2 separate regions of the Homo sapiens genome follow, and region 2 is linked to region 1. Evidence: read pairs that join two places in POLR2A ChIA-PET (ENCODE). Cell type or tissue: A673. All regions are shown on one strand. Links, peaks and the distances in the headings refer to the core of each region. The heading gives the core; the rest is flanking DNA.

Region 1 (5,394 bases), core at 314-5,313:
GACAACTGGGGGTTTTTGTCAAAGAAACTAAATTCTGGACTTGGGTCTTTAATGATTAAATCCATCCCATATTTATTTCTGTATTTCCATCTCTAGCAGTGTCTGAATCATAGTTTTTATTGTAGAAATATCATAGAATGGACTTAAATACAAATTCTAGCTCTACCAATTATAAGTCAAAATAGTGGGCAACTTACTTATTTCTGAGCTTTAGTTTCTTCATCTGTAAAATGGAGATAAAAATACCTACTTGTTATAGTTGTCCGGAGGATTAAATTAGGTTCCAAGTACAGTGCTTGGATCATAACAGAACTCAGTAAGTGAGAGGTATTTATCATAGTCTCATAAGATAGGCAGAAATTCAATAGCCCACAATGGCTTATTGTTCTACCCACATCTTGAGCCTAGTGGAGCCAATCCATCCCAGCAACAGCCTCCTGGCATCTCACATCTACTTGGAGATTTTGAATGAGGTTTTGCATGTCTTTTGGATGATTGAAGATATTTCCAGGCAAGATGTTGACTCTGGGGCTTTAGAAGAACCGTAGCTTCTGGTTCTTGCCAAAAAGTTTAGTTCCACATAAATGAATTAGCCTAGTCAGGATGACTTTCTGGAGGGCTTTTGAGACCTATGCTGAACAAACTCAACATTTTAAGAATAATTGCAGAGTTTTCTAAAGCTGCGTTGATACTGGTTAGTTGAACTGGTCACACAGAACTGCTGGACAGAAAATTAGGTCAAACTTGGAGCAGCTAGCCAGGGCTTTGTTAAGATTTAAGGCAATCTTAGCTAAGGATGTCAGTGAATGAGCTGGTGTCATTGAGATGATGCTTGAGAAATGGGTCATATTTAGGTCTCTTCAACCCAGCATTTGATCATGCCCTAAAAAACCACTATGAGGCAAAATTTGTTGGATGAATTGGACATATAACCCCAGTCTGAGTGTATATGAATTCATATCAATCCACAAATGATGATCTCCTAGTCGTTTAGGAAAACCAAATAGGGAGAATCGAGGCACATTTTTCCAAGATTTTTTCTGTAAGACTTTAAGCCATTTCCTATTTTTTCGAGGAATTCAAAAGTACTAACATAGTTAGAAATCCTTGTAAGAAAACCTGATAGTGAGAAATCTCAGCTTAGGCCTTTTATTCCAGGACATTGTTTCCCCCTGAATTTCTAGGTTGAACCCATTGGCTATCCAAATGGTCCAAACACTGCTAGCTAACCTCTCTATTGATGCTTTCCAATTTATATGAAAATTATGTGTTTATTTGCATGTCATCCCCATTAGCTGAAAGGCTCATCAAAGGCAAAAAAATCACTTATTTTTGTATTAGTTAACAATTGTGCATTTAGCAATGTATCTGGCACCTAGTAGGTATTACAATTTATTGAGTCAGTGGCTGATTGTTCATTTAGCAGAAACACATGGGATCTCTTATATGGCAAGATTCTGTTGCATTCTTAAAGTATATGTCAACATATACAGTTTTTAGAAACTCATATCTTTAATAAAATAAAGTTTAAAATTTATATCCATATAAATTATTGAAATATATAATCAGGTTATCTGGTAAGGCAGAGGAATGATTATGAATTATAAATCTGAGAGGTTGAAAGTTAATTGCTGTATTATTCCCTGGATTGTTCACATTCATGGAAGGTATTCAACTCATCTGATTCAACAGGAGAAGGGAAATATTTATAGTACAACTTCCTTTCGATTGCAAATGAATTCTAGTTACGTATGTGTCACATTTTTCCCAAACAGTGAAAAGACTTTTTTTTTAAGTAGATGAAAGTATTTTCATCAGCACTCAACTTCTGAGCTTCCCTTTCTGAGATCAGATATTGTGAAAGACAGTAACAGAGATATAAAGAATTATTAGCTACTAAGCTTGAAGTCTGATAAATACCCATTTAAAAAACTATATAAGCTATTAAAGTTGGCTCTCATATAAAAGAGAGAGAACTCTCTGTTTTATTCAAATAAATATGATTTTAAAAGAATGATGGCTGTGGTCATGATAAGAAATATGGCCTTTCATATTTATAATGTGTCCTCCATTCATCTTGGTTATAACAGGAAATGGTAATGTAATTTCTTTGTGGGCAAAGATGAAAAAATAATCCTTGTCTGTAAAACTTTCTTACAACGACGACAACAATTACAACAGTGACACCAAGAAACTATTATAACAAGTTGCTAGAACATAGATGAGATTGTCTTGCAATTAGCCATGTCTGTCTGACACACATTTCTTTCTTTGTAAGAGAAATCGTGCAGAGCAGTTTATTCCGTCTCAAAGATTTTGATAAAAGAAAAAGGAAAACTGCAATTTTTGCCACAAAAAGACAGGTGGCGTAAGCATGCAACTTTTTTTTCTTTTCTTTTCTTTCTTTCTTTTTTTTTTTTTTTAAATATAAAGTGATTATTTTCTCTTGGTTCTTTGAAAAACCTCGCTTGTGCTGGGGTTTGTGGCTGAACCCGGTGACGTCAGTGTGGCAGTGCGGAGTCAGGCGCAGCGGCTCCCTATAAGCAGAGGAGCTGTCCGTGTGCTGAAACGGCCCGAGAAGCTCGCCCGGAGAACGGGGAGGAATATGCTGTGGAGCTCCTCTGCCATATAAACAAAAAGAGGTAAGGCTGCTTTTCTCTTTGATTTATTGGAAAGTTCCAAATTGCATGCTCTTCTTTTAATTCCTAGCTGAGAAGAAAAAGACTGTTTGGCAAGCTTATGTCGATAGGATAACTGAATAGCAACCTGCTGCTCATCAGCCAATGTAAGGACACTACATATGTGTATATACATGATCGGGTCTATGCTTTATACTACTTGATGTTGGATATTTACTAACCAGAATGTTACTTAGATAATCATATAAAAAAGAGTGAAAAAGTTAAGGATTTTAGTGTCAATACACAGATTAATGTAAAGTTAACCAAGCCCAATATCTTGTTTCTTTCCAAAATTTATTATTTCTGCCACTAAGAGCCAGATACGAAGCCAGGGGTATAATTTATATGTTTAATATTCTTAACAGTAGGTTTCCAATGATACAAAGGCTGTCAAGCATGTTAGTCATAAAGGCAACCCATTTTGGAACTAGGTTTTTTTTCTTTGATATTTATCTTACAAGAGCTCTGAATTAACTAACCACATAAAATTCTTTTCTGAACTTGTATATTTGAAAGAGCTTACATTATTATCTCCTAATTTTAGTTCTAAGATGTTAACTTAGGATTTTCCTGAACACTGGATTCTTCCTTTTTCCAGGGCAAAATATTATCTTGGGTTGTAATTTGGCTGTGACCATGAATTACAGAGAAATGATCATTTTGAATACATGATGAAAATACTCATAACTTTGTAAATTGTTATTGTTATTGCTATAATTTGATTTAAAGAGGATGTTCAATATGTTGCTAAAGATTTTGTCTGGGACAAGTATTTCATTTTTTCTGTATCCCAACTAGTTGAATTGCTTAAATTACATATAGTCACCTGCATGTGTCAATGCTCTAGCCTGAATTCAACAGAAAAGACATTTTAACTTGAGAGATTTTAATGATAGCTATCAGGGGAAAAATAATGTTCTAATTATTTGGATTTCAGAAAATTCAATTTTAAATCAAACCCCATATAGAATAGTAGAGCTGTTGAAACATCTTTACTACTTGAAAGAGCTGCTACCTGGGAAAAGAATCCTTTGGGTCTCACTCAAAGGCAATAACTATGTCATTCAAACTGAAGCTGAATAGTTAAGCAAAGGGTAGCACTTCTTAGGCTGTGGTTTAAACAACTGCAATGAGTAGTCTGCTTCAACTTTACAGCAAAGTGCAGTTCCAAGATAATGATTTTAAAGATGAGCATATAATCCACATGTTAAGACTATTTCAGTATTGTGGCTTCAAAAAAAATAAGTTCAGTAAGGTTTTTAAGATTATTATTTCAAATGCCAATGTTGAAAGTTGATTACCAAAGCTACATTAATCCTGAAATAATATAAACAAGAGTGCATAATGTATTTTTATTTGAACCTCATTATTTTATGAATAAAATTACTTATAGTAAACATGTATTTATAATAAATATTTTGGAAGTATCCTCTCAAATGCCTTTCAAGATGTTTCTTTCAATAAATTAAGTACTCTGGTAAACGTGAATCATTTAAATAGGTATATACGTATGCTAAAATGTTTTCATAACTAAGCCATTATTGGGCTCTAAAAAACTGGAAACAAAATCATCAATATGATCTTGTGAACAATGGTATTTTCTACAATTGATGTCTAAGCTAACAGAAAATTGTATACATATAACTTAGCTTATCTATCACAAAACCATGATCTGGTAAAGATATGAACAAACTTGTAAACTCCTCTTACATTCATTTTGTTTACAACAAAATAGCCAATATTAAAATAGTTTTTTCAATGTTAGCAATATTAAATGTAAAACACATAAAAACTAATCCTCTTCCTAATTCCTATGTAAGATTTTAAGGCATCGGAGGAAATAATGAATGGAGATTTTTAAGTAGGAAGAATTCAGCACATCATCTGTGTTTATTTGAATTGGGATTTACATAGTGGTTATTTTAAGATTTTTCTAAACAGTATGAGTGATTTAAGATTTCACAGGTCCATACCAAAATAGACACAGACAGAAGACAAACTGAATCTGAACACTCACAAGTTCAGAAATAGACTAGCTAAAAAAACTTATGTTCTCTCTGTAGCATCTGTTATTATTTACTATACACTCTGAAGGGCTGATGAAAAGTATAACCACAATTGCATTTTGCAAGACAGTCATAATATAAATTATTAGAAGAAATATGAAGCAAAGAGATTTTAAAACACTTTATTGGTTTAGCACGTTCACACAAAAAGAAACTTCATTGGTTTAGTCTACTGGCTGGAATCTGAGAAGACCCGTGTTCTGGAGGTTATTTATGGATCATTGGATTCGGTATCAGATTGAGAACAAGTTATTTCTGAAAAATATATCTGGATAGGACTCCCCAGAAGGTAATTCGGTATGATTGACATATAAAAGTATTACTTTGTCATATATGGTCATGTAACTGCAGCTGTGTTTCAGCAACAAAATTAGATGGACATTTCAGGAAATAAACCACATGTTTTTTGACACAACTTTAAGGACATAATTTGTGGGCGCGTATGTGTAAATGCATGTTTTAAATTAAGCCAACACATTATTTTGCCAATAGACTTCAATATATAAAATAATTAAAACATCTTGGGAAGTATTTGCTGCTTTATTATAGAGAAACAACATGTACTAAACATCAAACTACAAGTTCTGTAAATGAAAAAATAAAATTTAAGAAATCTCATATCAGTGTTTTTGCTGTTGTTTTAACTA
Region 2 (5,394 bases), core at 63-5,062, 65 kb before region 1:
ACACTAGGTACCAGGTGTTATTCTAAGAAGTATAATACCTTTCCATATATTAAATTATTCAATACTCTTAACAGCTCCATGACTTAGATACTACTATTTCTTTCATTTTTGAGACTGGGAAATCAAAGTCAAAAGAAACTACATAATTTGTCCACAATTACAAAGCTGGTAAGTGGCAGAGTTTCTGGGTGTGTGTTGCAAATACTGAAAATTCCCATAAGTCAAACAGAAGTGAGGAAAAGCTGGAAGAGGGTCAGAAGTGTAGGGAAGGTGGTGGAAATCGGAAGCATGGGGAAGAGCAGCTCCCTCTTAACCTCCTCCAAAATTCTCAGTCCTGAGAGCTTGTGATTTCTGTGTCTTATTTTTGTAGTGGGCTCATTGAGCAACTCTGAGGACATCAGTTTTGAAAGCAAGTGAAAGTCTGAGGAAACTTTTCCTTTTTGGTGAACAAGGTAAGCCTGATGGGGTCATGTGTTGGTCTGCAACCTCTTTCAACATATCATATCAGTTGGTATGTCTCTAGCTGCTAGTATCAGAGAACCTCAGCTCCAGATGCCTTAAACACTAAAGGAATTTATCATCCCACAGAGTTCAAGTTAGGTTGACTCCAAGGTTTGTTAACTGAAGAGCTCCATAATATCTTCGAGAATGCAGGTCCCTTTCATGTGTCTATCCTGTCATCTACAGAGTGGAAGTCCGTCCACCTCAGGGTAGCAAAATGTCTGTCACAGTTCTGTGCACAGATCCTGACACAACTGTGAGAAAAGAGGGACTGGCTTTCCTTGATCACGTGATGAATATATATCTAGCCTTAAAAGAATCACTAGCAAAGTGATATGGTTTGGCTGTGTCCCCACCGAAATCTCATCTTGAATTGTAGCTCCCATAATTCTCACGTGTCATGAGAGGGACCTGGTGGGAGGTAATTGAATCATGGGGGTGGGTCTTTCCTGTGCTTTTTCTTGTGATAGTGAGTAAGTCTCCTGAGATCTGATGGTTTTTTTAAAGGGGAGTTCCCCTGCACACACTCTCTTGCCTGCCACCATGTAAGACATCTTTTTGCTCTTCCTTCGTCTTCCACCATGATTGTGAGGTCTCCCCAGCCAGGTGGAACTGTGAGTCTATTAAACCTCTTTCCTTTATAAATTAACCCAGCCTCAGGTATGTCTTTATTAGCAGCAAGAGAACAGACTAATACACAAGGAAAACAGGATTGCTGCGAAAGTCAAAAATCTGTCCAAATATACCCTTGGATTGGGGATTGGGCCACCTTCCCTGAGCATATTGCATAGAAGAAGGTGGACACCCAGCAAGAAAGAATGGGAGGACGGATGTTACAGGGGCAACCATGTCTACTACAAAAGCGTTAATATTATATTGTTATTTGTTGGGATTGCATGATATTATTGTATATTTGTACAGAATAGTGAGGTCCTTCTACATAAAAAAAGTTATGGCCTTTTAGTTCTCACTGCTAACAGACACAACTCTGCTGTTTTCATCCTTATTTTTCTTAAAGCTCTTCTGACTTCTAGTGAATTTGTGATACCATCTAATGCACTGTCTTAGTATGCCATTTTCCTTCATTTTTATTTATTTGTTTTTCTGATGCATTAATCTGCTAGTTTGAATATATTTTAAAAATATTTTCCTGACCTTAAATGATGAATTGTGGTAAAAGTAATCAACAGTTTTTGATGAAACTCATACCATTTTTATTTTGGAAAAATTTCAGAAAATCCTGATATAGTCTTTGTGGTTTTTAAATGAACTGAATGAGCATATCTAAGTTAATAAACAGTGAAATACTTTTGATATTTGAGTGAGTAAAAAATGTAATCTTTTAATCTCTATAAAATTAAAGTTTACAGAGATTTAAAGGATGGTTTTATAAATTAAAAATTAAAGTTCACAGAGGTTTAAAAGATGAGCAAAACTCCATGAAATGGAGAAAAAAAAAATCCCCAAAGAGGAATTATGTAGGAAGAGGGCAAAAAACATCGAAAAAATTATTCTTTGAAACCACTCAACTTGGTGTTTTTTTAAAAAATGACTCCTTTTGGCTGGGTGCGGTGGCTCATGCCTGTAATCCCAGCACTTTGGGAGGCCCAGGCAGGTGGATCACGAGATCAGGAGATAGAGACCATCCTGGCTAACACAGTGAAACCCTGTCTTTACGAAAAATACAAAAAATTAACTGGGTGTGGTGGCAGGTGCCTGTAGTCCCAGCTACTCAGGAGGCTGAGGTAGAAGGCCTGGGCGACAGAGCGAGACTCTGTCAAAAAAGAAAAAAAAAAAGAAAAAAAAATGACTCCTTTCTCACAAAATTAAAATTAAAATTAAAGTGAGTGATGATATCCACATGCCAGACTGAGAGCCCTCATAACTCTAGGAGTCACGGGTGGAAGAGACAAGTACATCTTTCACATTCATCGTCAACTAAAGTGTCTGAGAACTTTGCAGTTTTTCATTTTGGGCTATACTTGAAAAACTTTAACATATATGAATTGAATGTATGTTGAATGAATTTGACATTCATGATTTTTTTTTCCTTTGCCTTGATCAAAGATGAAAGAACAATTAAGAGCTGTTTCAACCCCTTGGAAACAAATTAGGAGTATTTGAGCAATTAACGTTACAAAATCTCTTGCTTTTGAGACTCCCTGCAGCAAAGAGTTAATGCTTGAGCTATTTAAAATTCAGTGGTGGTTAAGAAGGCAATTACAGGGCTCTTTCTCATTACAGGACCATATCAAATTTTCCTTAAGCAGTTTTTCATTATTCCAGCCTGTTTTTTAAAAACAGGATTTCTAATTTCATTGCAATTTCAGGTGCCTTGTTCAGCACTTTTACCCATTTTTTTGCAAGTATACTGTGGGCTACCTTGGATACTGTCATATTTCTGAACTAAAATGTTAGATGCAGAAACTGTCATTTTTCCTTCATTTCTTATAAAAACAATTCCCCCTGTCTCTTATGTGATCCTACTCTCAACAGTGAGGAAAATAGGACTCTAATTTTATTCATTTCTTGTAATAAATGTGTTTTTCATGGAAATTACCACCATAATCCACAAACGATAGTAGAGCTCAAACTGTGTGAAAAACAATATGATATATATGTACCAAGATTGCAAAATTTGCCAGTTGGGGCAGACAGCCCCAAACAAACATCAACAAAACAACTCTGTAAGGAGGATAATAGAGGAAGCACAGACAACTGGATGCCCTTAGACTGCTAGGAGAGTTTGCTAACGGAAAGTTTGCTAGGGAAATAAGATCAGAGTTGAGTCTTGAAGAAAGGGAGGGAGGTTTCCAAGCAAAAGAAGGGACAAAAGGCATATAGAGCAAAGGGTGTGTGCTATGAAATCAACTATTTATTTAGGATATCTTTTCTAATACTGAGAGGCATTTCATGAGCTAGAAAATCCCCATGGTACACCTCTCACGATCACTTGTCTTTGTTTTATCAGCCCTTTTCCCCCTCCACATCACTCTCTGCTCTTTTTCTTCCCATAGCAGCAAGTACTTTACATAAAAACTCTTCAAAATACATTTCCCTCATACATTTCATTTTGTTGTTGTTGTGTGACTATTTGAAGATAATATGTCTCCTGATGTCTTCCGTACATTGGAAAAGGAAAGGCTCAGTGGTACTTTTTTTTTTTTTTTGCCTCCCCCAGGATTGGCATTATCTTCTTCATCTCTTGTCATTGTCTCAGGCTCCATTTCTTGAAAAACTGTGATGTTCTTATGTTGGTTGTTTGACCACTTCTGGTGCCTACTTCTTCGCATCTATAGTTTGTGATCCTGGGTCTCAAGAACTTGTTAGCATCTACCATAGCCATGCACTGGACTTCAGTGATTTTTAAAAAGATGATTTTTGCCCTCTTCCTGCATAATTCCTCTTTTGAAATTTTTTGCTTACCACTTGGTAGAGTTGTGTTCATCCCATCAATATTCAAATTTATTCTGTTTGTTCTTCCAATGCCTGGAAATGTAGTCAAGTCTTCCTTTGCTAATTAGAAGTTGGATTGCATCTCTCTTTCAAAGCCACTCAACTTTCTGTTTAAGAAAATACAACTCCATTCCCACAACAGATATAGCCAAGAACTCTGAGTCAATCTTGACCAGTTGTAGAGTAACAGGCATGAAAGGCTGTTGATGTTATTCAAAGGCTATAGAAAAATTAGTTAGATGTTTTTTCCAAGTTGTGCTCTTTTCTCCCATGGGTCTCTGAATTATCTGCATGTACTTGAATGAGAGGGAGAAGAGGTGTTCACTTTTCTTTGAAGACTTTTACTTTCTTGGTTCCATATACAATTAAGGCTGTCACGTTTTTAACAGATGATGCACCAACAGATGAGGTGGGCTTCTCGAGTTGCTCAAGGGGCCATATCTTGTGTAACATAAGCAAGTTGTGACCTCAGGAAAAATACTTAATCTCCTTTGTCTCAATTTCCTTATCAGTAATATGGGGAATAATAATGGTACCTATCTCCTATGATCATTGAGCCCAAAACAACCATGTCTATCTAAAAAATCCAGATTCTTCTACGGGATTTGCTCACACTGTCCTGAGAATATTAGAGAATTTGCCTTTTAAGGTCATCTTATTAAGCTGTAGTTCTTTGGAAAGAGCGGTTAGATCATGTTGGATTATCTTGTATTAAAATAGATATGCCCCTATTCCTAACCAGCTTGTTTGAAACAATAATAAAATAATAACGACAATAATAAAAGCTTATAAATGACTGTTTGGAATAATATTGAGTCATGGTAATTTTCTTCAGGAGAGTAACTAGAACATTTAATCAATCCCAGAATAGATTTTTTTATTAAAATGGTTGGAAGGAGCATTTTATGTTTGAGCATAGAAGACACTTAACAGATGTATAAAGAACTAAAGAGAAGCCTTCATGGAGAATTACTGGCTTCACTGCTCATTGTAGAGAACTTGTTGGATGAGAGACTAGCTAGCCCAGGGCTGTATACCTATTAATTACTCAGCATGGGTGGATTACATGATGGATCCGTATTTGGGTTTTTTTTTTTTTTTTTGAGACAGAGTTTTGCTCTTGTTGCCCATGCTGGAGTGCAACGGCATGATCCCACCTCACTGCAACCTTGGCCTCCTGGTTCAAGGAATTCTCCTGCCTCAGCCTCCTGAGTAGCTGGGATTACAGGCAGGTACCACCACGTCTGGCTAATTTTGTATTTTTTTGTAGAGATGGGGTTTCACTATGTTGGTCAGGCTGGTCTTGAACTCCTGACCTCAGGTGATCCACCCTCCTTGGCTTCCCAAAGTGCTGGGATTATAGGTGTGAGCCACTGTGCCCAGCCTGTATTTGGGTCTTATACCAGCCATACAAAGGGTTTCTGAGATGACTCTCAT

Evidence for each region. Peaks named below come from ENCODE experiments on the same cell type or tissue, not always from the same donor. Only the 100,000 strongest peaks of a DNase experiment are listed, where the experiment ranks them.
Region 2: POLR2A ChIA-PET joins it to region 1 with 7 read pairs; 1 of 35 experiments calls an interaction of 5 or more read pairs at or near these places.

The regions. Positions count from the first base shown.
Region 1 is chr2:223,599,533-223,604,926 of GRCh38, reverse strand. SCG2 (secretogranin II) reads left to right here and starts at 2,566. Exons shown (of 2, transcript NM_003469.5): 1 at 2,566-2,642. In A673, for the core only: a CTCF peak has its summit at 2,384; a DNase peak (open chromatin) is centred at 2,526; H3K4me3 peaks cover 702 bases; H3K27ac peaks cover 627 bases.
Region 2 is chr2:223,663,903-223,669,296 of GRCh38, reverse strand. No RefSeq gene overlaps it. Among named protein-coding and RNA genes, the nearest start is that of SCG2, 64 kb to the right of the region's middle. In A673, for the core only: no CTCF peak of the experiment used is centred there; no DNase peak of the experiment used is centred there; H3K4me3 peaks cover 631 bases; H3K27ac peaks cover 1,589 bases.